Regions from separate parts of the Mus musculus genome. Here all the other regions are linked to region 2. A link is a loop called in an ENCODE intact Hi-C map of the cell type or tissue named here. Cell type or tissue: left cerebral cortex. All regions are shown on one strand. Links, peaks and the distances in the headings refer to the core of each region. The heading gives the core; the rest is flanking DNA. Region 1 holds the start of Gm35835 (a long non-coding RNA gene). Region 2 has its middle 33 kb from the start of Gm36227. Region 3 holds the start of Gm36170 (a long non-coding RNA gene).

Region 1 (9,840 bases), core at 3,727-6,226, 220 kb before region 2:
GTACATACCCCATGTGTTTAGACTCAAGAAAAAAAGACTTGAGAGCCTGGGTTCAAATTATTTAATCTCTCTATTAGTTAGTAGGCATTTGAGTAATTAGTCTCCTTTTATATCAAAACCCTCATTTGTTAATTAGTAACAAAACACAGGATTATTTTAAGGACTAAAGTATGTGCTATAGACATTTGTAACTGTGTACACACACACACACACACACACACACACACACACACACACACACACACCTCATGCTACCAGCACAGTAGATGTTCACTGAATGGTATTCCCCTCCCCTCCAGCACTTTCCTTATATCCCCTAATAATTCCAGCAACAACTGAGGGACAAGCCCAAATAATGAGACAACCTGTGGGCTTGATGAAGGTAGCTAGAAACAAACAATAGTGGGACCAAAAAAAAAAAAAAGAGGTAGCTTTGCACGTAGTTTATTCTTTTATATTACAGAGCAGAACCCATAAGCCTTAAACTCAGTTACTAGCAAGCTATCTTATTATGTTGTCTTCTCATCTTAAGATAACTAAGCACCATTTGAATTCTATACATGATATGCTTGTGTTTACATCAAATGTCATTTTCCAACACAGCAGTTCTAGCCTCTTTTCTGTAGGCAATATACATGACATTATCATAAATTAACATATATGGTACTCTATGGAAGTGGGGGGAGCATTCTGAGATTTCCTATTTCCCCATAGGTCTTCCTTTCTCTTTCACTCTAGAAAGCCATGAGGAGAGGAATTGATAAAGGTGACTCTACAGAAATAACCTCCCAAACTCTTTCCCAATAACTATAGGTGGTAGCAAACCAACAAGCCACTGTCATGACTGCACTGTACCTGAAATGTGTATATGGTGCAAAGCCTACGTAAAGACTCACTCTTCTAAGGCATGTGATGCCATGATCATTTGGAATGTCTAGAAACCACGAAGCCATTAGGTAATTGATACTTAGGATGTTTATAGGCTCTACCATCTTAGTCATAGGCTTCTACTTGATCTCACTCACAATGACGTCTGAATTTTTTTCCTGTATACTAATGCTGAACAAACAAATCCATTTCAACTGTAGTGTCTGGTACAATAGTATTCCTGCCTCTGCTCAAACCACTCAGGCTTTCTGTCTCTCCACATCTCCTATGGGCATGATGGTGCTCTCAATATGATCAATTCTTCCTGAACACCAGAAGCATTCTTCCACATCTTTAGACTTGTGAGCATTCTAGTAGTCCCTCTCTTCTGCTCTGTAATTATTCTCCTTTTATATAAAAACTGTGGTCAAAGCTATTTCTTATGAATTGTGAGAAGCATGGCTATGGAGATGCCACCAGGGCTCTCAGAAGCCTGCCACAGTTCCCAGCCCTGGGATACGGGTTACATACGGGTTATGAATTAAAACTCTTCAAGCCAAACCCAACTCTTTAAAACTGCAATAGTTTACAGTTTATGGATCTTTCTGGGGTGGGATTCAGGACAGGTTTTCTCTCTCCTTGACAAAGACTTACTCCAGATAAGGACCAACAATAATTTGCAATTTGGTTGTGCTTATCGTTAATAAAAGGAGTACAAGGTTTGATTCATTCTTAAGACACAGAAACTTAGAATGAGGGTGTGATGGAACCAAAAGGAACACTGAAGTAAATATGATTCTCTTTAGCTGTAAAGGCCAACATTTGCCTCTCAGTTCGAAGAACAAGTTCACACACTTCAGCATGCTGCATTGCATCTCCAGGATCTGGCCATGCCCATGTGCCCTCAAGAATAGCATTTTCTTCTCTTCACTATTATGATAGGTATGCCTTTCTGATGAGGGCTTAGCGAGCATCAGAAACCCAGAAGATGAACAATGAATCCTGAAAAAACGAGCAAACTGAACTCTACACTAAAGCTGCACACAAGCTCAGAGGGCAAAACCAAGAGCAGCGGAACTTGAGGTTTCAGTAAAATGCAAAGAACTTGTTGTTCTGGTTGGTTTTCATCAACTCTGGAAGGCCTGGACTCACCTAGAGAAGGGAAACTTCAGTTGAAGAACTATCTCAATAAGATTGACCTGGGGGCAATGTCTGTGAGAGATTGTTTTGATTGATGATTGCTATGAGGGAGCCAGCCCAGTATGGGCGGCATCATTCTCTAGGTGGGTGGGTCTATGCTAGTTAATAAAGTTCACTGAGCAGGGAACAAAAAGCAAGCCTATAAACAGCTTTTATCTTTGTTTTCTGTTTTCTGCTTGACTTTCTTCCATTGTGGACTGTGAAGTATAAGCTAAAATTAACTCTTTCCTTTCCTAAGTTGCTTTGGGTCATGGTGTTTAGCACAGTAAAACATAAAGATAAAACATAAAGAGCATTCAAGGTGTCTTTTTCTGCTGCATGGAACTATAAGCTCCTTCCTGGAAGTCTGTTTATAAGCTGTGATCATGAAATAATGCGCTCCAGTCTCCCCCTTACAGATGTACCAGGAATGATAGCTCTTTCTATGCACTCTCTTTTTAGGAAATCATAGGCATATTCTAAAATGGCTACATTTGCTCAATAAGGCTTTCTTGGAACTGAGGTCAGGTTCAGTTTACAAAAAGCAAATCTAATTTGTATTTCTGAAAAATCGTTCTCCCAATTTGATTGCCCACCAGATTCATAAGACATAGATAGCTTCTGGACAGCTTTTAGTAGCTCCCACTGAGAAATCCATCCTCCAAGGATGGAAATGTGATGTAATTAAAGATGTTTAAGACACAGTACCAAGAGTACTGGTGTGTGTGTGTGTGTGTGTGTGTGTGTGTGTGTACCTCAAGTGTCATTTTATAAGCACTACAAACCTTGTTTGTTGAGATAGGATCTCTTACTGGCCTGAGGTTCCCTTATCAGGTGATGCTGGCTAGCTAACAATTCTCAGGGATTCACCTATCTCTGTCTTCCCAGCGTGGGAATTACAATTGTGTGCCATCATACCTGGCTTTCTCATATGGGTTCTGGGCATTGAACTTGTGAATTCTTGCTTACAAGGTAGGCCTTACCAACGGAGCTATCTCCCCAGCTTCCCAGTCATCATTCTAAAGAATAGTTTCAAAGATGCTTTGAGGTTTTTTTTTTTCAGGATCTTGAGTATAGTGTAAATCTATTAGGAAGATAGTAGTGAGAACAATAGCGTGCTTTAGAACGCTTCATTCTCACAGGCTACTTAACAGTAATGAGCAGGTACTATGAACACTAAGGAGTCTGTTAGGCAATGTTCACCTGTGTGTGTCCCTATTGAGTGCTTCTAAGAGCCTCATGTAAATAACATGAGCAGTAATAATTGACCTTTAATGAGTGGCTCCTACCAGTCAGGTACTCTGCCACGGGTTATTTTATTAAAATCTGTATTTCACAAACAACAACAACAAATTTAGAAAAGCTAAGAACCTTGCTAACTCCACAGTGATATTAAGAGAAGTGAGATTCATGAACACGTCTATCTGATTTGTTCTTAATTACTTGGCTTTAGGTGCTGTGGTATAAGCTACAGGCCCTAAACCACTGTGATATGATCTCCTAGTTTTTAAAAAGATCTATCATTTTTTTAATTATGTGTAGGTGTGTGTGTGTGTGTGTGTGTGTGTGTGTGTGTGTGTGTGTGTATACATGTGGGTATGTGAACATTCATGGGGGTGTCCTCTGAGGACAGGGACTATTGGATCTTCTGGGTAGGGCTGTAATTATAGGCAGTTATGAGCTGCTTGTAGGAATCAAATCTATACATACACACACACACACACACACACACACACACATATATATGTGTGTGTGTGTATATATATATGGGCATGCAAATATGTACATATGATGTATATGTGTGTGTATATATATACATATATATATATATATATACACACATATATATATATACACATATATATATATAGTAGGTCCCAACTCATATTTCCTTTCAATAAGAATATTGTCTAGTTCCATGCTCAATAACACAGCTTGTAAGCTATATTGGTGACAGTGACCCAACCAGGACAAAGGACAGTACCAGTCAGAAATATAGGACAAAGTTACTCAAGGCAGATCAGTTCCTCCACCTTCCCCCACCCAAAAGCCAGGTTCACGGGTGCGAGTCATAGGTGTCAGTAGAGGAATTATCTATCTGGTAGGCACCAGCCCAGGTGCAGTGTGAGGCTTTGGGACTTGCTTGCTGGCTGTTCTTTAGTCCCAGGTAATCCCCTGCAGCGGTGGCAGGCCTCAGTCACTCCACCCTAACATCCTGAATGGGCACATCCGTCTCTATTCATCCTTCAGCCTCCCCATCACCCTCTCTCCCATGCATATTTATAAAGACCTCAAGAATCCTAGGATCCCATAAAAATGCAAAGTACAATTATTATTAATGATGATACAGTTAGCAAGGAAGACATTTGTTATTTCTACTCAATTGCTTTCCCCCGGGAGCAGAAGCCTTTTTTTTTTTTTTTTTTTTTTTTTTTTTTTTGACGAGGTGTTAATGTGCAGTCAGGGCTACTTTGATTCTCAGTCATTCTCCAGGAGAAAGTTGGATCGCAGACTAGGGCGGTGCCCTCCTCTTCCCTCTCTGCAGTAAGGCACTGGCTGAGCCCTGGTTGCTAGTGTAGATGAAACTGTGGATCTTTATTTGATTTCTGGTCTCAAGAAACACTGTCTTCGGATCAAGGCGACTAGAGTTCCTTTCTCGTCGAGGTAGTAGTCACTAGTCTGTGCAGGCAGCCCGGGCTCATAGATCTAGTTCTAGTTCCCCACTTATCCACCTGGAACTAAGTGATTTTTTTTTTCAAGGCGAAGAGAGAACACACATTTCCTTATGTAAGCAGTCCTGTTCTAATCACCATTGTTTCTCAGACTAGCGGCTGGCTGAGACTGGGAGCCCGTTTCCATTCATCGTTCGCAGCCTTCCATTGTAATTTCAGAGGAGTTTAAAGAAAAATACTGAACCAGTCTGGGATTTCCCTGTAATGACCTACTTCCTCTAACACACACCAGAACCGATTCAAATGTGAATTTCCACGAGGAAAGGGCTCCTCGAAAAATCTCCATTATCCTGTGTCCTTCAGAAAGTACCTTGCCTTTCTTTGGGCTCCCATCCCCCGCTCCCACCCTCCCTCCAGCCCCGCACCCTGCCTTTCCCTCCTTCTTAAGAAGACTTTCCCAGGTCCCTCTTGGCTGTGGTTGAACGACGTTGGCTGCAGTCCATGCCGCAACAAAGCCCTGGCATTCCAGCTGTCTGCGTCTAATCTCCAGTGTCAGCTCTCGTTAATGTGTGAGCGTGAAATCAGAGGGGGCAGAGCTGCACGGAATATTAAAACCATGATCAGAATTCCACTGAGATGCTGAGAGGCTGCGAGCACCATTAGAGGAGGCTGTCAAATCACGGCTTCGCATTAAATAAAAGATTTCTATCGAAGCAAAGTACAATCAGTGAATCGCTGAGCTAAATTAGCATTTTTTCAATTGGAGATCGAAGGTGATTTATTGTTCTACACGACATTAATGTAACTATGTGCTTGACCCGCTAAGGCAGCTAATTTTTCATTTAAATGGTTTCTTTCCTTCCCGGCGCAAAGGCTGCAATCATATTTCAGCTTTGCCGAGCGATCAGAAAAGTCCTGGAATGCTGCAGAAATGCTGTCCCTCCCCTCTCCTTCCTTCTCTTTTTCCAGCTCCAGAGCCTTCCTCCTCCCCTCCCCTTCCCTACTAACCTCATGGCTGGTGGTCAAGGTCACAGAGGAAGAGTAATCTCAAAGCCACCGACTTCAAAGCCTCCATCAAAGAAGCCCCCACGTAGCCATTGAATTAAAAGGGAGTGGGGGAGGGTGGGGTCCAGGCACTGGCCATTCCTATCAACAAGAAAAGACCCTTTAACTGCCCTGCTGGTAGGACCCAATCCGGGGCATCCTGGGTCCAGTCTCTCTGGCAGCCCTCTTACTGTGCCTCCCCCTCACATCCTCCCGAGCCCCCTCCCCGGCACACACATCGCCTCAAGATAATATACATTTCCAATTAGCAGAGCACATTCTAGCCATGTTCTCTTTGACTGCCCTAACTATCTTCCTTTTTGCTAAAAAGCAAAGCTGTCATTAATGCAATCCTGCAGCTCCATTAATCCGAGGTACAATGCGGCTTTTCTCTCTCGGGCTCCCCTGAACATAAAAACTACAGTTACTCAAGCACCCCTCTTCTATTTAGATTCCTCGCCCATTGTCATTCATTACATACCTGATGTAACACAGTAGCCATCGAAGCTCTTGAACACAGAGCAGGAGCATGAGATTCCATTCATTTCCCAACGCCCTTGCTTTCAAAAGGCAGCTGGTATTTTTGTTGTGGTTGTTTTTAAGCACATGGATTTTAATCTCTGGGAATTAATGGATATATTTTAGGGTACGCTGGGGCCCCTCACATGTGATCAACTTGTTGGATTTAGAACAAGATGGGCGTCCTAGCTGAACCCCGGTAAATTACATTTTCACTTTTCTCTGAATTGCTTCTTATGGAATTAGTTCATTGTGTTCCACATTAAGAAGAAGGGGAGGAGCCGGCAAGGGGTGGTGGGCAGTGGAGCTGACATCTGCCATGCTTTACGGATGTAGATGTGATTTCTAAAACTAAACAGACATTGTACCAGTAGCTAGTCTACATGTTTCCATTGTTTTCTTCCTATCCCAACGTCAACTTAGTGAGATTACAGATTGAACTATGTAGAGGAGGCATTAAAGTACCACCTATCCTTAGGATATGAGGACGACAAGGACAGTCCCTGTTCCAGGGCTGACTATAGACAGATGAAGGAAGAGTGCCCTGCCTCCATCCAACCCCCACACAGCCTCAAAACAAAAGTGATGAAGTTCCTTCAAGGGTCAGTGAATTGGGAGAAAACTTCCCTCCCACCTTTATCACAACGGGACCTAATTGGCACACACACACACCACCCTCACCGCCCACCTCCCGCCCTAGTCAACCAAAAGGCCTTGGAGTGATGGGTCAGGGGACTGACCTTTGTTCTGACTCAGTGAAAGGGCCTCTTACTAGGCCAAAGGTGGGGGTGAGGGTGAGTAATTGGAAACACGTACTTGCCACCATTGTGTCAAAGTTGCTCGTTCATGTCTGTCTGCCTTTTTCTAAAAACTAGAAAGCAATTCCGTCTCTCTCCCATATTGACCATCACTAAAATTCAACAACTCTAAACAAGAGACATAGATTCCATCACTCAAAAACAGAGAATTTGGTCACCAAATACCTCCTGGTACTGGCCTTCGCTGGCCCATTCCCTTTTGGTTGATTTCCATAGGACTTCTATACCAACAGGATATATCTGTCCAGACCACTTCTATCCCAGGTCACTCATTCATAAGCCAAGAGATAGCACAGTATGCCTCGATTCCTCTACTTCCCATTTGCAGGAGAATTCCACTCCCCACCAAATCAAAGGACAGGAGTCAAGGTTTAATTCTTCTATGCCCTCTCTAAGCATAAGTTGTCCTCATATGGCGATGTCTTCTGGAATATAATTCTATTCTTTTTGAACGTGGGACCTTCAGGATGTCTTTGGTCACTCCTGGTACACAGAATAGAACTTCAGTATAGGGAAACACAGACGATCAATAGGCCTACATGGTCTGTCACATGCTGAGCCTTAGCAAGCAACATGAACCTAAAAGATTGGCAAAGGCTAGACTTGAGGCTGGGGGAGACAGGCTTTGAGGGTAGAAAACTCAAGAATAGGAAACTGTCTGGTAGCAGAGCAGACTCTGTAAAGGGTAGCCAGACTGTGAGACTGAGTCACAATGGTTGGCAGGTACGGTTCAAAATATGCTTAACATACAAAGGCATGATCCAGTGGACTTTTGGAAAGCAGGTAGAGCAATGGATGAATGGAATCATAAGACCATTCCATTCTCCTCAAAAGCTCAACTCACAGGGTCTTCTCTAGAGAAAGAAGTACTGTAATGAGTGACATAGTCTTTCACCAGGTGGGCACAGAGAACAGACTCAGTCCTCAGGCACAATGAGACCACTCCCAGAATAGATGTACAGAAGGCTCAAGAGACAAACTCAAAAGACTACCCTGGTCTTAGAAGCAGTTCTCAGGTTCCTCACCCTACAAAAGATTACAAGTATGATGCCATAGAGCAACCGCACAGATTGCATCTAGATTTAGATGCCAGTGTGTTTATGTGAGTGAGCTCATGTATTTGTCATAAATTACACTCATTTCTCAGTGCTCAGCATACAGATGCCACATAAACCCCCTTGTTAGGCACCAATTTGGAGGCTCAGGAATGATCCAGCTCTATCTGATTTCAGGTTCAATGATGTTGAAGGTTTTGTTTTGTTGTTGTTGTGTTTTCATAAAACATTTCTGAAGACTGCTATGTATGATACTAGAAATTCCATATGTGATTCATTCAATCCCACCCCATGAAACTCAATAAATTACTGTGGCAAGACTGTGAGCTAGGGGTCTATGATTATGCTCCTCCGTAAATTATGAATATTGATGGTGGCAGAAATACTGAAACTAGAGTTCCAAGGACTACTTCCAAATGACTCACTCTTCCAAAACACTTTGAGCATTTGAAATATCCACTCCCAGAGGTGGCATTTTGTAAAACTGGGGCTTAAGACATTCAGAGTATAAAGCTAGTTAGAAAGTGCCATTGAGAGTACAAAACCACGGTAGATGGAAATGATTTTATTTGGAGAATATTAGCTAATAACTGGACTTTCTTGAGCATGTATCAAGTGCCCTACAGTGTTCCAAATATGAAAGTGCATGCATTAATATGTTCTGATCCTTATACTGATCTAATAAACTACATTCTATCTTCTCCATTGTAAAGATAGAGAAACAGGGCACAAAGGTGTTAACTACCCCCCAGGGTAGTACATTCAAGTGCTACTGATAGTGCCAGGATTTGAACCCAACCAAATTTGAACTTGCAATTTCACATTCTGGCACCATGGTACCAAGAACACAGCATGGCTCTCTGTTACTATCAGAATGCCTTGTAGATGTTCCAAGAAGGCAAATTCGAGTTCTATAGCCATGCTTAAGCCAAAAGGCTTGGAATGCAAGAAGTTTAGTCACAAGGCTAACTTTTGTAAGGTTTGTCCATCCTTGTACTTTGACTGCAGGACAAGCTTTGTCAAACTGAGAATGGTCAAGGCAGAAGAAATAAGCTGGCCACAGACACTTTTAACATCTACTAACTAGGTCACTTCTGAGAAGAAGTAGCCTACCATTGGATCACTGGACTGGAGAAAGAACAAATGAGTTCCACTATAGGGAGATATCCTGAAAATAAGGAAAGAAATAGCCTTGGTCCTTAACATGCAGGGAAGGTATTCATGGGCATAAAGTAGGGGGAAGAACCCTAGAACTGAGAGGGGGGAATGGGTGGAAGCAGAGAAGCTACAACTCCTCGTGTATCATCACTCAATCTTCTGTGCTGCCTTCTAAATATCCCTGCGTCTTCTTGGATCACAGTAGGTACTCAACACACATACTGAACAAATTGAATGGATGATGCTCCCCATGAGCACACACATGAACGAAGCTGAAATGTGTGTAATACTGAATAATAATAACTCCAACACACTGAAGGTGACCTAGAAAAGCATGCTGGAGAATGGCTTTAGCCAGGAGCCAATCTGGTTTCTGGTGGCCCCTGTCTTCAGTCTCTCGCCATGCCATGGCATTGTCACGACGTGTGAGAGATTTGTTTAGAGTGGGGGAAGCATATTTTTGTTTGCATTTGCTTAGCACATTGCTGTCGCACATTTTGCTCTGAGATGTAAAGTCATCTGCACGCA
Region 2 (9,840 bases), core at 2,604-5,103:
ATAAAATAGACAGGCAAACGATCATGACAGAAGATGGTAAGTGATGCGGCAAAAATATGGGCACATAGTTCTCAGGAACAGAGGGGAAGGCTATCTCTATACTAGTGAAGTCCTACTATGAGCCAAAGGACCATCAAAGCAAACCACCATGACTACAAAAATCCCTGTGACCACCAGTTGATCCAAAAGCTGAGCCTGTCGTAAGTGTGGGAAGCTGAGTTGTCGAGTATGTGTGTGTGTGTGTGTGTGTGTGTGTGTGTGTGTGTGTGTGTCTGTGTCTGTGTCTGTGTCTGTGTCTGTGTCTGTGTCTGTGTGTGAGTGTCAGGAATGGAAGTGTGAAAAGGATCAGAAGCACGGATGTGTTGGCTGATTCTAAGAACAACGCTCAGAGCCGACCGTCATCATGATGGGACTCATGTACGGCCTGTGTGACATCAGCAGTGAGTGTGGATGAGATCAGGGACATCTGAGTCCATCACCAGACTCGGTTGAATGATCCTGTTCACACTGGGGAACCTCTGGAGGGAAATCACATGTGCTGGTTTTCAAGCTTGGGCAGGAGTTTCTATAGAGAAAGTTCCGTGCAGCTGCTGTTGCTAGTCCCACATGCCTCTTCCCAACACTGCGGGTGTGGTGTTCAAAGCCACCCGTCCCCACATGCTGGTTTTCATACCAGCACATCCTCCACTGCATTTACATGGAGTGATCTTTGTTCCCTGAAACAGTCTTCAATTCTTTAGCTTTTTTTTCTTTTATTGTCCCTTCTCTCCAAATGTCTTCTGATTAAAATTGTACATTTAAAAAAAAAAAATCTCCAGCCCAGATACTAGCCCATCTTGGAAGATTTTCTCTCCTAATGCCCTAGGATAAAGGAATCATTCCCTAAGATTTCTTCAAGGTCCCGCTGTCTATGCTTGCCTTCTACTTTGGCTTAAACACAGTGCTTCACATACTTGTTTGATACGTGAGGAATATGGTAAGATGTTTACGGAGGGGCCATATTCTGTTTGCATAGCATTTTTTTTTAACTAGAAATGTCCTGAATTAGTCTCTGGTGAACTTTGATACACACATTCATGAGTCACCACCAGTCACAGGTTCTAACCTTCTAGAATATTTACTAAGTTGTTTTTTAAAAAATGAATCTTTTGAAACTGAGTTGCAAGCAAATGTCCTGACACTCGGCCCTAAATACTTCAGGACTCGCCATATAGACTTCTTCCTATAAAACCACAGTGATCTATTCAAACCTAATTATCACTAATCTCCCGGGATCCACCAAGTTCCCAGTTAGGTCAGAGGATGTCTGTCATAACTTTCCCTCTTTAGATTGAAGATCCAATCAAACTCATACATCCTGTTGGTTGAACCATTTTGTTAAGACAGTATGTTGGTCAAAGGTTTCCTCAGATAAATAGAGAGAGAGAGAGAGAGAGAGAGAGAGACATAGAGAGAGGTAGGTAGGTAGATAGACAGACAGACAGACAGACAGATAGAGAGGTAGATAGATAGATAGATAGATAGATAGATAGATAGATAGATAGATAGATAGATAGATAGATAGACAGAGATAGATAGACAGACAGACAGACATAGAGAGAGGTAGGTAGGTAGGTAGGTAGGTAGATAGATAGATAGATAGATAGATAGATAGATAGATAGATAGACAGACAGACAGACAGACAGATAATCTGGCTGTATATTCCAACCACCTAGTAGCGATACAGCTGTGGGTTTTTAACCCATTCCCTTTTCACTGTGATGCAAGCAGCTTTGTGTGAGAATCCTTCCTTCCCACATTGATAGGGTCCATTGGAGCCCAAGCTGACCTCCAACTGAACTTCTGATGCTCAGAAATGGAGGGCTCAATGGTTCAAACTGATCGTAAGCAGTCAGAACTGAAAACCTCTGCACAGTCAGATGTTCAAAAGCTGATTCTCAGAAGAAAATCAAGTCAGTGAGTCCCAAGAACACTGGAATTCTTCCACCATCCCAAGGAGTCCTGTTGTCAATACGCCTGCTTCTCCAGCTTAGTTCACTCCCCTGCCCCCGGCTCAGCCCAGGTGGAGCACCATACAGTCTTACCATGCAGAGGCATGTATTTTTCAGAGAGAAAGGAATATCCAGGACACCAAGACCTCAAAACAGTCTGGAGGTGTTCACCCACCATTTTTATTTCCATGCTTGATTCACTGAGCTCAACCACCACTGGGCAGAGAAAAGGGAAGGACAAGATGGCCGCACAGCCAGCCTGCCTGGCAGACTCCGACCCCAGTCAGCCACCACCAGCTAGCTCTCCAAGGGCAGGACCTGAGGCATCTGCCAGATGGGTGCTGGCTTTTGATCAGCACCGAGTTGAGCCAGAGACCTGCTTGAAAGCCGGCAAGCTCCCTGAAATTAGCTAGCAGAAATCTCCCTAGCTTCCTTGACCACATTACTTGAAGAGTTTGAAGACAGATTGGAAAAAAAAATGCATGGATGGGGACCGCACAGTAAAGACCAGACCTTCTTTTCCGAGGACAAGTCATTCCAGCTCAGCCAAGGGAGGCAGGGCACCCTTTCTGCTCTCGTGGGTGGAACTGTGTGTCTTGTGGCCAGATTTAACTATCAGTGCCCCTGCACTCAGCGTGCAGTCTTTTAATCTCATAGGATAACACCTGTAAAACCCGAGACTACTAGAATGGGTCCCCAAGCATCCCTGCCTGGTGTGTGACACGCAAAGGGCTGTTTACAAGACATATGATCATTCCAGCGGGTCCACTCAGCAAGGTCTGCTGGAGGCCTCATCTTTTCAAGAGGTCCTCTGGGGTGTGGGCTGCTATCCTCAGGAAACACAGCTTGCATCCTTAAGGGAGATTCAGAAATCCCCCACAGCTGTTAGGAGGCTGTGTCTGGCCCTGGAAGGAGCAGCCAGGCCAAGGGTTAAACAGAGGCTCAGCGTGTTCTGTGCCTGGCAATAGCAGTCTACATGACTCCAGGCCTCTTGTCTCACAAACCAGTTCAGCTTATTCGCCCCAACCTTCATAAAACCCAGAGGTCCGTCCTAGATCGACAAAGAACTCCAATTCTCCCCAAGCAGGCTTCGTCAAGGTTCAACTGTTGACTCCCGCCTGAATCTCCACGTTCACTCCCTCTGGTCACCCTAGCTGCACGTCTGTTCAGCCCCCCTTTCCTTTGGGGATAAATCAGCGTTTGCGTTTTTTTGTTTTAATTCTTTCAAAGGATGAGGAATGTTGACACTCCTGAAACAAGCCTCTGATGTCTGGTTAGACTTCAGACGGCTGAGTGTGAGCGTACGCTGACGCAATCGGGCCGATTGGGTTAAACCAAATATTACAATCGCAAGAATTCATCTGGAACTAATAATTTTGAGGCCACCGAAAGTAAAAGGGCCCTCTTTGGGCTTGGCCAGTGGCAGAGGCCAGCTCGGGCCAATGCTGCCACCTGCCGTGGGCGCGGGGAACAGGGCGCGCCGCCTCGGCCTTCCTGTTTTGTTCGCGACCCCTATGCACCCACGCAAGGCAGGTTCCTCGCCAGCCAGACCAGGGCTATTTTTAAAACGCTAGCGCCTGTCCCCAGCCCTTAAGGTAAAGATAGCCAGTCTGGCCGCTCACTGTCTTCTCTGAAAAAGGACCTCTTCCCAATTATAGACCCAAGACTGGCTAGCAGGGCACTCGCAGTTGGAGTTCCATTAAGCAAACAACCCCTTGTGCTAAAGAGATCGTGTGTCGCAGGCTCACTTAGAGGAACGCTCATTTAAGGAAGATTGTTTTATTTTGCGGGAGATGAAGGAAACACACAACTCTGGGTTCTGTCGGCACATTGCTGAACTGCAAGTCACGTGCCAGATCCAAAAATGATGAAAACATCTGTTTTTGCTTTAGCCCAGCGAGGCCCCGACGGTGGGGAGGGGCAGGGAAGGGACCGTGGTGGCTTTGCTCATGAGCGCCATCTGCCGAGCCTGCCGGGGAAACGCGTGAGATCCCGGCACAATGCAAGTTGCCGCTCACCCCCGGGGAAAGGAGAGATCAACAGGTGGGGGTCTGTGCCCGGGAGACCACTCTCCTCGGAGGGCAACCCTGGCAGTGCCCTGGGAACTCTGCAACTCTGAGTTGTCTCGGGGTGTTCTCAACAAAGAGATCTTTCCCTGGTGACTGCTCTGGGGCAGAGGAAGAGACCGAGGGTGGCAGCGAATGAATTCTCAGGTTGGAAAGGAAGGCGGTAAGGGGGAGGGGAGGGGCTCTTGGTGTGCAGACAGTAAAATTTGCGGTTCGTGCCGGCTGAAATCTCCCAGAACAAAGAAACCACTTCCCAGCTCCCGCCCTGCACTCCCACCAACCAGCTCTCTTTCCTGCTATGGTTGTGCAGTAGGTCTGAGAATGCTCCAGAGTTCAGAGATACTACTGTCGTCAGGCAGAGCTTGTCCATCCCTTTCTGTGTAACTCGTCCACCCTCAAAAAGCCAGTGGTGGATCCCAGCTCTGAACAGGGACCTCACTGACAGCCATGACATACAACCTTAGCGTTTTGTTCAGTCTTCCCCAAGTTATTCATTGCTTGCCTGCCAAGTGCCTAACACTCCGCACAAGTGTTTGCAAGAAGTATATATGTGTACAAATACGTCAGAGGAAAACGTGTGCGTGTCAGCGTTACACACAATGACAGCTAGGACCTCAGAGGCAGGGAGAAGAGTACAGACTAGGGAGGGATGTAGAATCCACCTTTGGTCTCAGTGAGGAATTCCTTCCCCCAGCCTGCTTCTGCCCTAGCCTCCAGCCCTTACAGATAAGCCATTCTCAGCCTTTCTGGGAACATGGTGTCAAGGGACCATCATTTGCCTCCTGTCACTCCAGGTCAGCCGTGATCCAAGACCCAGGCTCCAGTCTCAGTTGTCTTTTCCTTACCAGATGGAGGTTCTTAGGTGTTACTGGGTAACTGTATGTGCTCCTACGTACCTGCTTTCCACAGGTGACAAGGGGTTAATAGAAAGAGCAAAACACTGGTCAAAAGATGCAGGCTTGCCAGGGGCTCCTGTGTCCCTTGACCGGGCTGGGCTGGTGGGCACATCCTCAGCTCTGGGGCAACATTCCCCAAAGTCTGTCTGTCTGTCTGTACAGTCTGACTGTGTCCTCTAACCTACAAACCGACAGGGTTAAAAAGGAAACTGAGGCTCTGTCTATCGGAGCTGCATCCTTTCCTATCCGTCTTCAAATAAATATAGAAAGCTTGTCCTTTATATGGGTCAGGAACCTGTCTATGATCTAAGGGATTTCAGAAAAAGACTCTTCATTTTTTTTACAGCTAAACACATTTTCTAAGAAGCAAGCCTGTCTGTCCTCCACAGAGCCTGACAGGAGCTATGTCCCCACTGACCATATCTGTTTCCATGGTACCGAGTGAGTTCTTAGATTACTAGGGCCCAAGCTAACCTTCTGAGTCCCTACAGACTCACCTGTCCCCAGCAGCGCTTGGCTCCGGTTCTCTACGACCACCCCATCTCCCCCCACCCCCATTGTCAGGGGCCTCTTTCCAATTCATTTCTTGTTCCAGGCCGTAAAAATGTCAGAACATGAAACTTCCTTTTAGCCTGGCTTAATATCAGTCTAGTATGGAGAGTTTTGATGGATTGTCTTTGTGTTCCAAAGAGGAAACCGTACGCTCACTGTCTCAAATTTCCTTTCTGCTCTCTAGGCCCTCCCATCCCCTTTTCTTTTTCCCTACCTGGTTCTTCAACAGGTCTGTGTTTGGGAGCAGAGAGGGAGGGATGTAAAACTTATTATACTATGTTATCATCTCAGAACTCAGATTTACAATGTTCTTATCAACATCAGAAAACCAAAAATCTCTAAAGTAGACTTCAAAAATGAAACAGTAAAAACAAAAACAAAAACAAAAACAAAAAAAACAAAAAAAAAAAAACAAAACAAAACCTGGGAGCAGTGTTCCCTTCCCGGTTAAGGGTCATAGACCCAAACAGTTGCTTTAGTCCTGGCCAAGACTCTCTTTTCCTAGCATAAAAATAATTTGGTCCCCGCTTGTCTCCATCCATCTTGGTGTGATCCTTCCCACACAGGAAAAAAAAAATAACCTTTGTTCAAAGCTCTGCTCTCCTAAGCTGGGCTGAGTTCTGCAAGATCACTCTCCACACACCACAAGCTCAGCCCCTCCCCTCCAGCTCCAAACAGACCCTAATCCAAAAGCCACTCTTTTAAATAGAGGCTTCTCGTATGCTTAAATTCCTAAATAAAAGGAATGTCGACCGCTACTGCTAGTTTCTCCAGTTAAATCCGATTTTCACTGAAATGCTTGCTGCTTGCTCAAAAATCTGGGCGTGAGCTGCAGGCGAGAACTAGAATTCTCCAGCTATCTAGAGGGCCCTCCAGTGGCCAAAATAATACCTGTCATAAACAAAGGGCTCCAGAGCCAACACTGCAACAAAGACAGAAGGGTGGTCACTAGCCTGTGTGGAAAATCCCACAGAGTACCATCCCCACACTTCGCTCCGTGGAGGTGTGTCTCACTTAAGGGAAGCCAGGACAGACTCTCAACTGGAAGAAGGATGACATTATTTGCATGACAAAAGGACCCTTCATTAGATAAAAGAGGGGCAGGTTTGAATTTCTTTAAATGATAGCCCCCCCCCTATTTTTAAGGGTTCTGCTGAACTGGGGGAGGGGTCTGATGTGCAAATCTCTAGAACATATCTATGGGATCTAGCAGGGTGCACTTGAGCTTGCTCTACTTGACCCACAGATGACATTGCTTTCTACCTGTGAAAATCTCCTAAGTACTGTGACCTTGAGACATGAAGCCAATGGAGGTCCGGGCCCTTGGAGATAAGAAAAGGAGGAGCAGGGTTGAGATCTTCTGAGCCCGGGAAGCCTTTCTAGGGGACTGTGAAAAGGCAGCCAGCTCTGTTGGACCTGACAGACTTACACTTTTCCAGAAAGGGTTCTAGCTCTGTTACAAGTTGGCACACCATGTCACCCAGGCACGCCTGGGTTTCTTCTGATATCACACACCACACAGAGAGAAGACAACACAAACCAGCCACCATTTCTAGGGAGTTCAGATCCCTAGTCATTGTAACAACCTTTGCTCTCTGGAAGCATGGTAGAAGGAGAAGCGAGGGAGCATTCTTCCCACCAAGTCCCTTAATCCCTCTGACTCATCCCGAATCCCTCACCTTTCCTCATTCACATGTGTGAGTGGGTAGCTGCCAAATCCAACCTCCACACTGCCACCAATCAACGTACACACACATATGCACACACGCATGCACTCACACATTCACACTCCTGCGCATGAGCACACGCTCAAACACACACACACACATACACACACAAACAGTGGTTTGCTGGATGCTGGGAAAAGCCAAGGCGAGGCAGGGGTGGAGCGTGGAGCGCTTACCTTTCCCACTCCCTGCTCCATCAGATACTGCTGTCAAATCTCCTTTGTGCCATCATGGTCTATGCTCAAGACCTGATGTCTGTGTTCTCCACACATGTGTAGACTGAGATCATGCCCCCACAAAACGATAGCATTGGGAGATAGAGCCTTTTGGGTCATGAGATTGGAGCTAATGAATAGGATTAGTTCTCTCATTAAAAAAAGATGTACCAGGGACCTGCTGGGGTTGTTTGTTTGTTTGTTTGTTTTTCTCCATTCAAGGAAAAAGCAAGAAGTCTATGAAAGAAGGAGAGGCCCTTGCAGATGCAATCTCCAGAGCCTGGATTTTGAACTTCCCACCTTTAAGTTGGTGAGGAACAATGTGGTTTATAAGTCACCTACCTTGTAGCATTATGTTACAGCCACACCAATGGACTTCCCCAGCTGGGTTTTAATTGTTTTGTATTCTTAGCTGAAGCAAGGATCCAGTACCTGTCTGGATCATCTTCTGAGTCCATCAAGCCCCGGAGAAAGGACATATGGGAAGATGAAGTGCTCTTTGTCACATGAGTTTGTAGTAGCAGGACCACAAACGTCCAAACAGTAAAGGACCAGAGATGGCAGCAAGGCCACCAACCTGCTCTCTAAGCACACCCACTCTCCTTTGTCCACTGCTACCAAGTACACTGGAGCTGCTTCCCAAAGCAGGGGTAGGGCGGGGTGGAGGAACCTGAAATCACTTCTCCTTTCCCATTTTCTGTTCATCTTGTGTCAATCCAGTCTCCATGCAGATTGCATCCTGAAAATCAGGGACACCTATAACTTTCTCCTCCATAAATAAAGCATGCCTCACCCAAGGCCACAGAGAGCTGCAGGAAGACACTTGTGGGTGACACCTATAATGCTAACAATGAGATGCACTGTCTAGTGCATTTCTTGATCTGCTAGTGTCCTCACAATGGGCAGTGAGTTCGATGGTTATCTGTATTGACAGGTTAACTGTATTGACAGGGAAGAAACAAGCGTGGGTCAAAGGCTAAGATGCATAGCATCAAAGTTTCTCAGCCAGGATTCTGTCCCAGACTCCAAACCACATGTGACTCTCCAAGGTGACTACGGAGCATGCCTCCATGAGACAAAACTGAGCTCACAGCTTTTGCAATTGAACTTGCTCTGGTCACTAACCAATTGGAATACTCTTTTCTCCGTTCTCTGGGCATCTGCACACTCCAGATTCCCACTCGCCACTCTGACTTCTCTTGTGCTGACGGCCTTTTAACTTTAGAAGATTCACCAAGCAGATATTACTTTGAGATGTCTAGTATTCTGAAATCTCTCTTTCGAGAGAGGGGTAGTGCCTGGCTCTCCTTGTAACTCTGGACAGACAGTACACATCTCCATACCTGCAACGTTTCAATCCACATAGTTAGCTCATTAGTTATGTTTATTAACTTGTCCTGTCAGCCTGAGGCTCTGCTTGCTGATGTCAGGGTTTGGTTTACTATCGCAACTTCAAAACCTGGATAGTACTCAGTCAAAGTTTGTTAAAGTGAAAGAAGCCAACTCTCACCATATCCCACCTGCTCCACCATATCGTACCGCCAGCCCTTTAACATTTCCTAAAGAGAATTCACTACCCTTTCCACACCTGTCTTTCTCCCTCCCTTCATACCTAGGTAAATAATATCAGCCACCCACTTTGTCTTACAGGCTGGGGTGGGGATATTGGAATTAGTCTAGCCCTGTATCATTTCATTTATTCATTCATGTGTGTGTGTGTGTGTGTGTGTGTGTGTGTGTATGTGTGTGTATGAGTGTGTGTGCATTTTTGTGTATCTGTATGTGATGTATGTACATAAGTATGTGTCCTAGATGTACATGTTGAAGTGTGTGCAAATGTGCACAGTGTGCACATGTATGTACTACATGTGAGGGTAGTTCCATGCCAAAAGTCTTCCTTGGTATCTTCCCAACCTTATTCTTTTGAGACAGTTTCTTTCGTTGAACCTGGAACATTCTGATTGGTTGGACTGGCTGGCCGGTGAGTTCTAGGGATCCCCCCCTCTCTACCCCTAACCTCCAAAGCAGGGATAACAGGCTTTTAAAAATGGGTTCTGGGTATCACACTCAGGTCCCCATGCTTACCCGGAAAGAAGTTTATCAAGTCATCTCTCTAGCCCTCTGTTTCACAATTTGGGGATGACCCCCCCACCCTGGGCCACGATGACTACTTGAGCTTTTTGGATGTCATTGTCCTTAGGATTCTCCAAAGGCAATCTCTGCCCATCTCTCACCCTATGGGGAGACTCTTCGTAGATGAGACAATTGAAGATTGCAGAATTAAAGCAGTGCTTGGACCAGGAGGTAGAGCCGTGCAGTGAAGTCTATCCAGAGACAGGGGTGTGGACTATCACGATGGCTGTCGGGCACTCTTGAAAGCCATGGAACATCT
Region 3 (9,840 bases), core at 3,176-5,675, 60 kb before region 2:
CTGACGGACGGAAGAAAGAAGGGAGCCAAGTCAAAGTGGACTCTGATCAAAGTTCAATTTTACTATTCCAACACGCAGTTATGAAGGAGGGGATGGGGGGGTGGCGATTCCCGCCAAATAATCCTGGAGTCTAGTAGCAGGGTGACCACGTGCATGGCTCCGAACAGCAAAGCGGCAGGTTCCAGCAGTGGGCGTGGCAGAACGATTGTGCGGCAAGCTCCATCACGGTGTAAACAGTAGAACCATTAAGGCTGGGGGAGGGGAGGCTACAATAGACCATTTGCATTCATGAATATCAGCACCCAAAGCATGTGTGTGGTAAGACAGACAGAATGATCTGGCTTGTGTGGTATCTGTTCTTATAGGGACCACACTTGTTTAGAAAAACTCCCTGGAGGAGCTAAGAAGGAAAGAGGTTCCACTGGGGCAATGAGAAGTGTGTGCTTTGGAGAATTTGGAGACTTTTGACCACGACAGGAGACACAGAAGGAGAAAAGCATAGAACACACTGGGCAAATAAGAAGCATTAACCACAGCAGGCTGTTGGGATCAAGCAATGCCCTGCCCTAGACTGCTCCATGTTATTTGAAACAATCATTTTCCAGGCTGATCCCTGACCTGAGAGACTCCATGTTGTGGGTAGCTTCTGACTTCATTTGAGGGGCATGGATAACTGCAGCCTGGAAATAGAGAAGGATCCACCTTGAAACCTCACCAAGGAGAAATGGAATCATGGGAGAAACAAGGAAGCTCCTGAAGACTGAACTCTGGTGATAAGAGAGTGCGGACCTGGATTTAACATTGTTGGAGTCTGTTTTCTGTTACTAGAGCAGAGTTACCTGAGGCTGGGTGGCTTATGAAGAATACAGACTTGCTTTGACATAGAGTTCTAGAGCAGGCTAACAGTATCTAGTGAGGGCATCCCAGCACTGCAGAAGTAAAAGAGAAAGCTGCTGGCTTCAGAAGAAACAAAGCGTCACTTAGAGCATGTTATTCTCCAGTAGTTAGGACCACCATCAGTTCTTTAGGCTGTGAATAATACTTACCAGTGAGAAGCTGAACCTGGGACATCAGCCAGCAGGAGGAGGATTCCTCATTCCTACAAAGTTAACCACATGTATGTGGACTTTCTGTCAAAGGAACAATAGTTATATCCCATACAAATAAGTCAAACCCAAGAATAGTGGTTTGAATGAGAATGACCCTCCCCTCCCCCCATAGGGTCATATATTTAAATGCTCGGCCCCTAGTTGGTGGGACTATTTTGGTAAGAATTAGGAGGTGTGGCCTTGTTGGAGGAGGTGTGCCACTGTGGGTGGGTTTTGAGGTTTCCAAAAGCTAAGACCAGCCCTAGTCTCCGTCTCTGTCTATGTCTCTCATTCTCATTTACTGTCTCTCTTTCATTCTCTGTCTCTAGCTCTCTCACTCTCCTGCTCTCTCTCTGTCTCTCTGTCTCTTTGTCTCTCTGTCTCTGTGTGTGTGTGTGTGTGTCTGTCTGTCTGTCTCTCTCACTCTCTTGCTCTCTCTGTATCTCCATCTCTGCCTTCTTGTGGACCAGATGTAAGTTCCCAGCTCCCAGGTACCGCTCTAGCACCATGTTCACAGAAATAAAAATGTGACTAAGACACAAAGTGAGCTATTGTAAGGCTTCCTCTTCACTGCCCACTTCCCATCAATACCGTTGGTGCTGGCTAGTTCTATGCCAACTTGACACATTTTGGAAGAGGGAATGTCGGTTAATAAAATGCCCCAACCAGTTTGAACTGTGGGCAAGCCTGTGGTGCATTTTTTTTGATTGGTGGTTGATATGGAAGGGTTCAGCTCACTCTGGGTAGTGCCACCCCCTAGGCTGGTGGTTCTGGGTGGTGTAAGAAAGCAGAGTGAGCAAGCCATGGGGAGCAAGTCAGTAAGCAGCACTCTTCTATGGCCCCTGCTTCTGTTGCTGCCTTGATTTAGTGCTTGAACTTCTCTCTAGATGATGGACTCCAAGCTATATGTCGAAATAAACCCTCTCCTTCTCAAGTTGCTTTTATCACGGTTATAGAAACCTTACCTAAGACACCATTGCGGATCCCCAATGACAAAGGAGAGCCAAGGAGTTGGAAAGGCTCAGACTGTAGACTTAAGGAAAGGATGTAGCTCTCTGTAAACCAATGATTCTTGTGGACTTTTTAAATGCTCCAGTTCTCTAATGTATGTGGCTTTGAAGCCCCAGTCCCAAAGGAGAAAGTTGGGGTGGGGGTGGCTGATTCAACATTTGGCAGTCCACTGGAGTATGTAACACTTGGCATTTCCTCCCTTCATTATTTAAAGGGCAATTCATTACGTGCAATGGAAACAAATAAAAACTCTATTTCTGACATTTCTAAATCTGAACCCTGAACTCTCCATAAACCTCCCAGTTTCAAAATAATTATTTAAGCAAAGCCCTGGTGTATTCCTTCTGAACCATGGAGGAGCGCTCCTAATGGCTGGTGATGCAATCGCCTCCAGTGTGGAGGCTTGGGTACTGGACTTTTCCTGAAGCATATTAAATGGTCCCCTATGCTGCAGCCATTAAAGGCAATCCTGTCCTCACAGGCCTCAATCAAATTTGCACAGCAATTAGTCCTACCCAGAGTTTGATACATTTCTTAATTATAAAACAACTTTGTACTCCATTGGCCCTTTCAGATGGGCTGTGAGAATGTTAATCACCTCCTCCTGAGACAGCAAAGAGTTTTGGTAGTGGTGTGTGTGTGTGTGTGTGTGTGTGTGTGTGTGTGTGTGTGTGTGTGTGTGTGTGTGTTTGTGTGTGTGTTTAGCTCTACTTAAGGGAGACAAGACACAGAGGAACTAACATTACTGAATACCATACGATGACTTTGGGTCTATGTTGGGCAATTTCCACATGGGCGAATAAACCTGCGGAAATATATGGATCTTTAGAAAAATTAGATTGCCTGACAGAGTACCCACATAGTGATAGATCAGTCTGGTAGGGATTGAGTTTTTATTCTTAGTTACCCTGAGTTGATGACGACTTTTGTTCATTTTTAATTTTGTGTGTTTGTGTGCTTCACATGTGTGCTTGCAGTGTGTATGTGGGGGGGGGGGATCAGAAGTGAACGCACTGCCTTCCTTTATCTCTCTCCACTGTGTGTTTTTGTTTGTTTGTTTGTTTGTTTGTTTGTTTGTTTGTTTTTGAGACAGGGTTTCTCACTGGACCTGGATCCTGCAAGACTTGCAAACAAGCAAGCACAGGGCTCCTCCCCTCCCCGCCCCTGAGAGCTGGGATCTCAGGCAGGCCACCCGGACCCGGGTTTTAGATGCAGTAGGATTCGCATTCAGAGCTTGTTTGTGAGGCAAGTGCTTTTTCAGCTGAGTCCTCTCATCAGTCCCACGTGTGTCTTTTTTCAAAATTCTCATTCAGTGTGAGAATTTTTTTCAGGCAATGTTCAGGTAATGCTAGGTGCGATTAAAAAAAAATTATTGGCTGAGTCCCATCTGCCAGGAGCTAGTTCCTCTAAGGGAGCCTCTAAGCAAGGTGAGACTACCTCAGTCTGAGTGGGTGTTGTTTCAGGCTGGTCCTAGGCTGAACTCTCCAGATAGTCTAAGCTTTCTGCAGCTGCTAGCACTGGCCTCAAGAGCGTGCCAAGCGCTTGCTTCCCCCCTACAACCCCCCACCCCCGCTGGCCTTGACTCCTGCCTGGCCCCACACCCTTTGCACCAATCCCTCCTCCCCCACCTACGTGGTGGGTTTTTTGGTTTTCTTCATTGCAATCTTCCTAAATTGCACATTTCATAAGACCGTCAGGAAAAAGTCAGGAAATGAGGTTTCCAGGAAGAGGGAGGCGGAGAATACAGGGCCGGGTGGGAAGCCGGAGAATAGGAGAGCAGTCTTTCATTATCACGACCTGTTCCACGCACACCCTCTCCCGGTGCCATCCTCGTGCTGGATGCGAGCCATCCTCTGGGCTAATGAGCTAGGCGCGGGAGATAACTAATCCTAATGCAATTACCGCTCGGTGCAGCACTGATAGGTCCACTGTGCTCCCCGCGTGCCCGGCGCCTGAGCCAGGCTGGAGCAGCTGGGCCTCAGCCTCCTGTTGGAGACGTTTTGACAGCTGTATACAGTCCCGGGCCCCCTCCCACGGCCCGCGTCCCGGGAGAGTGATCTTTTCACAGCGAGTCCCCATGAAGCCTGTCGGAGGTGAAATGAAATCTTAGCAGCTTGGGGGAGGGGGGGGAAAGCTGGGTGGTGCGAGCTCAGATGCTATTTCCAGGGCGGTGATGGGAGCAGCAGAGGCTCGAGCCCCTGCTCCCCCTCCATCCCTGCGGGGCCCCGAGGCCTGGCGGGGTGTGCGGGCTGCGGTGACAAATGGCAGTGCAAGCAAGGCCTGGCCCTCTCCTGGTGCAGCCGGCGCGATCGGGGGAGGGGGAGGAGGAACGGGGTGGGGGGAATGGTTTGCAGCACACTTGTTCCTTTGTTTAGCGGGACCACGTGCTCTGTTTGCACAGCAGCATGTGGTACCCCAGGAGGAAATCAAACCAGCGTTGAAAGTTCAAGGAACAGCCAAGCTCTGCTGGGAAGTGGCGGGGCCAGGGCTGGGATGGAGCAATGGAGCGGGTGGCCTGTGGACTCCCTCCCTGAGAGTCAGAAGGAGGGGGACTCCAGTCCAGAGCTGTTTGGGAGAAAGAGGACTGCTGGACTTTTTGGCAACGAAGGCACACAAGAGGACTTTCTGGGACCAGCCACCCTCTCTGACAGGCGTAGTGGGATGGCAATCTTCTGTTTGAAAGGTTTTTGAGTTGATATAGGTGTCTCCCAACCCAGATTTCATGACACTTGCAAAAAAAAAAAAAAAAAAAACCTGCCATGTCCACGTGCCTTTCCCTCTACAGCTAGAATGGGAGAGAGAGAAGGGAAACCATTGACACAGCGTCTGCTCTGCCTCAAAGCTAGATGGGACAACTCCCACCATGCACAGAGTGACACTCAGGAAAAAGTCGCCATTTTTCTTCCAGGAAAATCTCTCCTCCCCGCCCCCCTCTCTCCTCCCTCCCCGTTGGTTAAACAAATGCAAAAATAAGCGATGCAAAATGTCTGCCATAAAAAGGAGTTTTCTCCCTAAATCCAATTTCCCAATTATATCCATAGCTCAGCATTTCAGCCATCGCTGCGTTTTCTTTCCTATCTAGACATATTCATGAGATTTATCAATACACAAATCTTCATATTTCATAGAACGTTATCAGACATCCATTCACTTTAGTCACGTGTCTCCCAAATGAAACTCCCAAATAGACCTGGATCCTGGTTCTTTTACATAGCTGCTTGGTATGTCGGCATTTCTTGTATGAATGGTATTGAATCATCAGATGTTTGCCGTTTTTTGCTTACGAAGACAATGCTAAACCTAAAGACTTGGATTTGTGTTGCAGTCTGGGACAGGATTATTTAAGAATGAATTCCTAAAATTAACACTTAAAAAACAGTGTTGGGTTAAAGAGAAGGCACATTTTAAATTTCAATAGACTTGGCTAAATCTCTAAACAAAAACAAAAACAAAAAAAAAAACTGACACCAATTTGCAATACATTCAAGAATGCTAGCTGTTTATGTTATGTGTATGATGGTGTACGAATACCTGACTACTTCTGCACACAGACCACCAGAGTGTTTACGGAGCGACCAGGAGAAAATCTGATGAGGTACCTGTCCATCTGTCTGTTTCAATTTTGTTTATTTGTTTGCTTTGAAACAGGTCTTGTACAGCCCAGGCTGGCCTGGAACTCATTATCCATCCACAGCCTCCCAAGTGTTTGTGGTCCAGGTATACGCCGCCCACACCCTAGAAAACCCAACGTCTTCAGTAACAACATCTAAGTGTGTTTAATGTTCACTTGTTTTTATTCTGAAATTTATTAAACCATTTTCCATAGGTTTGTTCATCTAGTCTTACTGATTTGAAGAGATTTCTTCTATAATTTGTGAAGGTTTTTTATTTCTCAGCTTATCTTCTTTTAATTATGAAATGCCTAACATTGTCAAAGTTGGGAGGGAGTCTTTGTGTTTATAACTTTGAGGTTTCAGGCCGCACTTAGAAAAAACATTCTCAGATTCCTAAAAAATTAAAAGAACACGCTATATTTATTTTCTTTTTAACACTCTTGTGATTGTTTTCATTTTATTTTACAGTTCTTTATCAAGTAACAAGAGCTAGATGCCTTTTTAGAACTTGGAGATACATGTGTGTGTATATATGTTTGTGTGTGTGTGTACATATGTGTGTGTGTGTCTGTGTGTTTAGAGCTAGAAGAGACATGACTGAATACGTAATTACAACATTCAAAACACTGTGAGGAATTAGTGGAAGATAACAGACTATCTGCTAAGGAGAGTGGTCATAAGAGGTGAGATTTCAACAAAGCTCTGAAGGATGAAAAAGATCATTCCAGATTACAGAGTCACATATGCAAAATCCCTGAGGTGGGAGCCCATGTAGAGGGTTAGAGGAATTTACAGGAGGCCAGTGGGAGAGAAGAGAGATGAGCCAGGGAGTGAGTCAGAAGATAAAGAACTTTGCAGATAAAACTTCAAAGGACCACATCAGCAGGCACCATGGACGCCTGGGCAGTGAGCAACTGTTTCTAAGTGCAAAGGGAAGCTGCTAGATCTGCCAAGTGGTAGAAAACTGCAGTTGGATCGTTTATTTATTCATATTTGATGCTGCAGATTAAACCCAGGGTCTCAAGCATGCAGTCCACGTGCTATACTACCAACTACACCCTTGGAGTCCACTTTCTTTATATTTTTAATTCTTTTTAATTCTAATAAACTTCAGTCATTTTCACTCCATTCCTCTTTCTCATTCTCTTACCTCTCCCACTAAAATACTTTTGAAGCAAGTCTCCAAAAGTAAATTCTTAATAAATTCACACTCCATCCAAGTATCGCAAACTGCAAGGTTTTCCACCATGTCTGCCACCTGGTCCTGCACACAATGGCCAGTCCTTCCTGAGGTGAGGAAGTTGTGCAACAGCAGCTCAGCCTTCTCACAACCCTGACTAGCTCGCTTCTCTTGCTCACATAGCTGACCCATATAGCATTCATGCAACAGCAGAAAGCCTTTCTAATATTGAACAAAACTCTTGAGTTGTCCCCCTTCAGTGTTTTCTGACCCTTCAGGTACTTCCTACATGAAGAGGCTTTTGATCTCTTCAGCAGCCCACCAGTCTTCCCAAATACATCCTCCTCTCCCTCCTCTTCTCCTCCCTCCTCCTCCTCTTTTTCCTCCTCCTCCTCATTGTTCTCCTCTTCCTCCTCTTCCTCCTCATCTTCCACAATGTCACTGTTGGTATTTGAATTAAGAAATGTTCCTCCAAAGACTCATAATTGAAATACTGGTCCTCAGTGCAGCAGCGCTCAGAGATGAAACCTTGAAATAGGATAATGAGAGCTCTGATCTAACATGTGTCTCTGAATGGACCATCAGGAGAACAAAAGTAGGACGTACATCACAATATGCCTTTAAAGAGAACATCTTGTCTTCAGTCTCTCCCTCTCCCTCCACAATATTCAACTTTGCTTCAGGCCCATAACAATAAAGTCAGGCTGTCATAAGCAGAAGCCACTGGAACTGTGACCCACAGTAAGACTTCTCTTTATTTGTCTCTGATGTCTTGTCACACTAAGACAAGCAGCTGAAAACTTGCTGCACAGATCAGGTTCAGACAGCCAGAGCCAGCTTACCCCACCCACGTTCTGATCACTACTGTTTCTTTTCCCTGGCTGAACACGGCATCCATGTCTACATCCTCTGGACGTTTGGAAAGTAGAAGAACTCACGACCATTTCTTGGACTCCACCAGTACCACGGGTGAGGAGAGCAGTGAGACTTTGGGGTCTTCTGCCTTGTTGATAGTTCCTTATAGGCAACCTTCTTGGTGATTAAAGACAGTAGTGAAACCATTAAGAGCTGCTTTCTTATCCCTGTGGAGGAGTCTGTGGTTCCAACAGTGCCTCTTGGTTCCTGTCCATCCACACTGGCAGAGAAGAATCCCTCGGGCAATTCCACAGCATTCTCTCTTTTTAAAAGCTTTTATTGCATTTTTACTTACACACGTAGTGTGTGTGAGGGGGGGTATTGGGAAAGCACCCACATGTGTGTACTTGTGCACCTTGACCCACTCAGAACAATTTGCAGGAGTTAGTTTTCTCCTCCCATTAAGTAGGTCACAGGGAGTGAAACCAGGTCAAGGTTGGCAGTAGGCACATTACCCCTGAGGTATCCCATAAGCCCTCCATGGTCCTGTAACCATTGGTACAACTGCCACCCAGAGAAATCACCCATACCACTTGTCTAATGAAAAGTTCCATACGGGCAGGATTCTGGCAATAGATCTTTGACAACATCAGTCATTTAAAAGCTATGAATCAGACATAACAGGTTCCTCATTTTACAATTTAAGCTGAAGAGTTGAGAAATAGAGATGGTGGGGTATACAACCCTATGAATGGACGAAACATCACTGTATAACTTATTGTTATATTTTGCCACCATGAGAACAAAATTAACCATGCATCTATTCATCTAATGTATTGTTCACTGTGCATCCATTTGGCCACTGTTTACTCTACTTTAGACTTGAAAGAATACCCAGACTGTATAAACACATCCGCAGTGGATGAGGTCTGAACTGTTCAGCTTGGAACCAGGCTCTGTGCACGAAGTATCCCAAGTGGGATTCCATGACACCAGAGAAGTGCTGGACTAAAAGCCATGACCTAGTTAATTCCCTACTTATCACTAGAAAGCATGACACTCCATTCGTCCAGGACACCAAATTCATCTCAGACACATCACTGACAGCAACCATTCTCCCTATACTTCATAAGAAAAGCTTAGTCGTGGCCAAGTCTGGATATACATTCTCATATGAAAGCCTTGCTCAATACCTGCACCACATGGCATTTCCTCCACCGACTGATGGGAATTCCACTAGAAGAAAAACAAAGGCTTTGGGTGCTCTTCATCACTAGAACCCAAGGCTGTTATAAAAATGGAAATAAGATACCTAGTAAATTCTTTTTAACCCTCCATATACAGGGATGTCCAGTTCAGAGTACAGGGGAAGACCATCTGTGATCATTTGAAGCATTAGAAACCGGGATGTCATTAACTTGTAATTCTCTCTCTTGACAATCGGATCTTGAGAAAACTGCTGATTTCTCCCATATAGACAGAAGCGACCATGGACAGCCACACTATCAGAACACTGTTTCTCAATCAGGTTATGTCAAAGATGCTCTTGAGTGAGAAGACCTAAGTTTCTCACACCCTTCTTTTGGTTTGGATTTCTGATGACTTACTTCATTTATGTAATATTTTGTTGTGGCTTAAGGTTGACATACATTATGGAGACATCAAAAGTAGCAGGAAAAAGAAACTCTATTAATGCATCCCTCTAGCCGACACTTCTGAGGGCACACTGCATGCCACATTGATATTTTGGTGACAAACCACCTAATAATACAATGGCTTAAATAACTATTGTGTGTGTCTGTGGTTCTGTGCGTCAAGAATTTGGAAGTATCCCAACTAGATCTATTTGACATCTGATGTGCTGAAAGATTAGGTCCTTAAAAGGCATCTTTTGGCCTAGAATCCTGTGTGTGTGTGTGTGTGTGTGTGTGTGTGTGTGTGTGTGTGTGTGTTTCTCTCTCTCTCTCTCTCTCTGTCTTTCTCTATATATGTCTCTGTCTTTCTGTCTTTCTGTCTCTCTGTCTCTCGCTCTCACTCTGTGTGTGTGTTTTTCTTTGTCTTTCTTTGTCTCTGTGTGTATGTCTCTTTCCGT

The links. A loop is a pair of places that touch in the nucleus more often than their neighbours do. Peaks named below come from ENCODE experiments on the same cell type or tissue, not always from the same donor. Only the 100,000 strongest peaks of a DNase experiment are listed, where the experiment ranks them.
Region 1: a loop joins it to region 2, with 15 times the contacts of the local background. A loop is called at or near these places in 10 of 42 quality-filtered maps.
Region 3: it touches region 2 in a loop (3-fold over the local background); 7 of 42 quality-filtered maps call a loop at or near these places.

What each region holds. Positions count from the first base shown.
Region 1 is chr9:41,730,878-41,740,717 of GRCm38, forward strand. Gm35835 (a long non-coding RNA gene) reads right to left here and starts at 6,572. Exons shown (of 5, transcript XR_379295.4): 1 at 6,244-6,572; 2 at 5,727-5,864. RefSeq lists an enhancer at 4,101-7,084. In left cerebral cortex, for the core only: no CTCF peak of the experiment used is centred there; DNase peaks (open chromatin) are centred at 4,791 and 5,242; H3K4me3 peaks cover 1,802 bases; H3K27ac peaks cover 1,973 bases.
Region 2 is chr9:41,947,378-41,957,217 of GRCm38, forward strand. No RefSeq gene overlaps it. Among named protein-coding and RNA genes, the nearest start is that of Gm36227, 33 kb to the left of the region's middle. RefSeq lists an enhancer at 1,763-7,148. In left cerebral cortex, for the core only: CTCF peaks have their summits at 3,446 and 3,970; DNase peaks (open chromatin) are centred at 3,495 and 3,878; H3K4me3 peaks cover 1,342 bases; H3K27ac peaks cover 1,908 bases.
Region 3 is chr9:41,886,466-41,896,305 of GRCm38, forward strand. It overlaps Gm40513 (a long non-coding RNA gene), which reads right to left. Exons shown (of 3, transcript XR_003948132.1): 2 at 1,047-1,099. It overlaps Gm36170 (a long non-coding RNA gene), which reads left to right and starts at 3,797. Exons shown (of 2, transcript XR_379303.2): 1 at 3,797-4,192; 2 at 5,748-5,934. RefSeq lists an enhancer at 2,545-6,048. In left cerebral cortex, for the core only: CTCF peaks have their summits at 4,360 and 4,566; DNase peaks (open chromatin) are centred at 3,433, 4,035, 4,476 and 5,193; H3K4me3 peaks cover 1,214 bases; H3K27ac peaks cover 1,772 bases.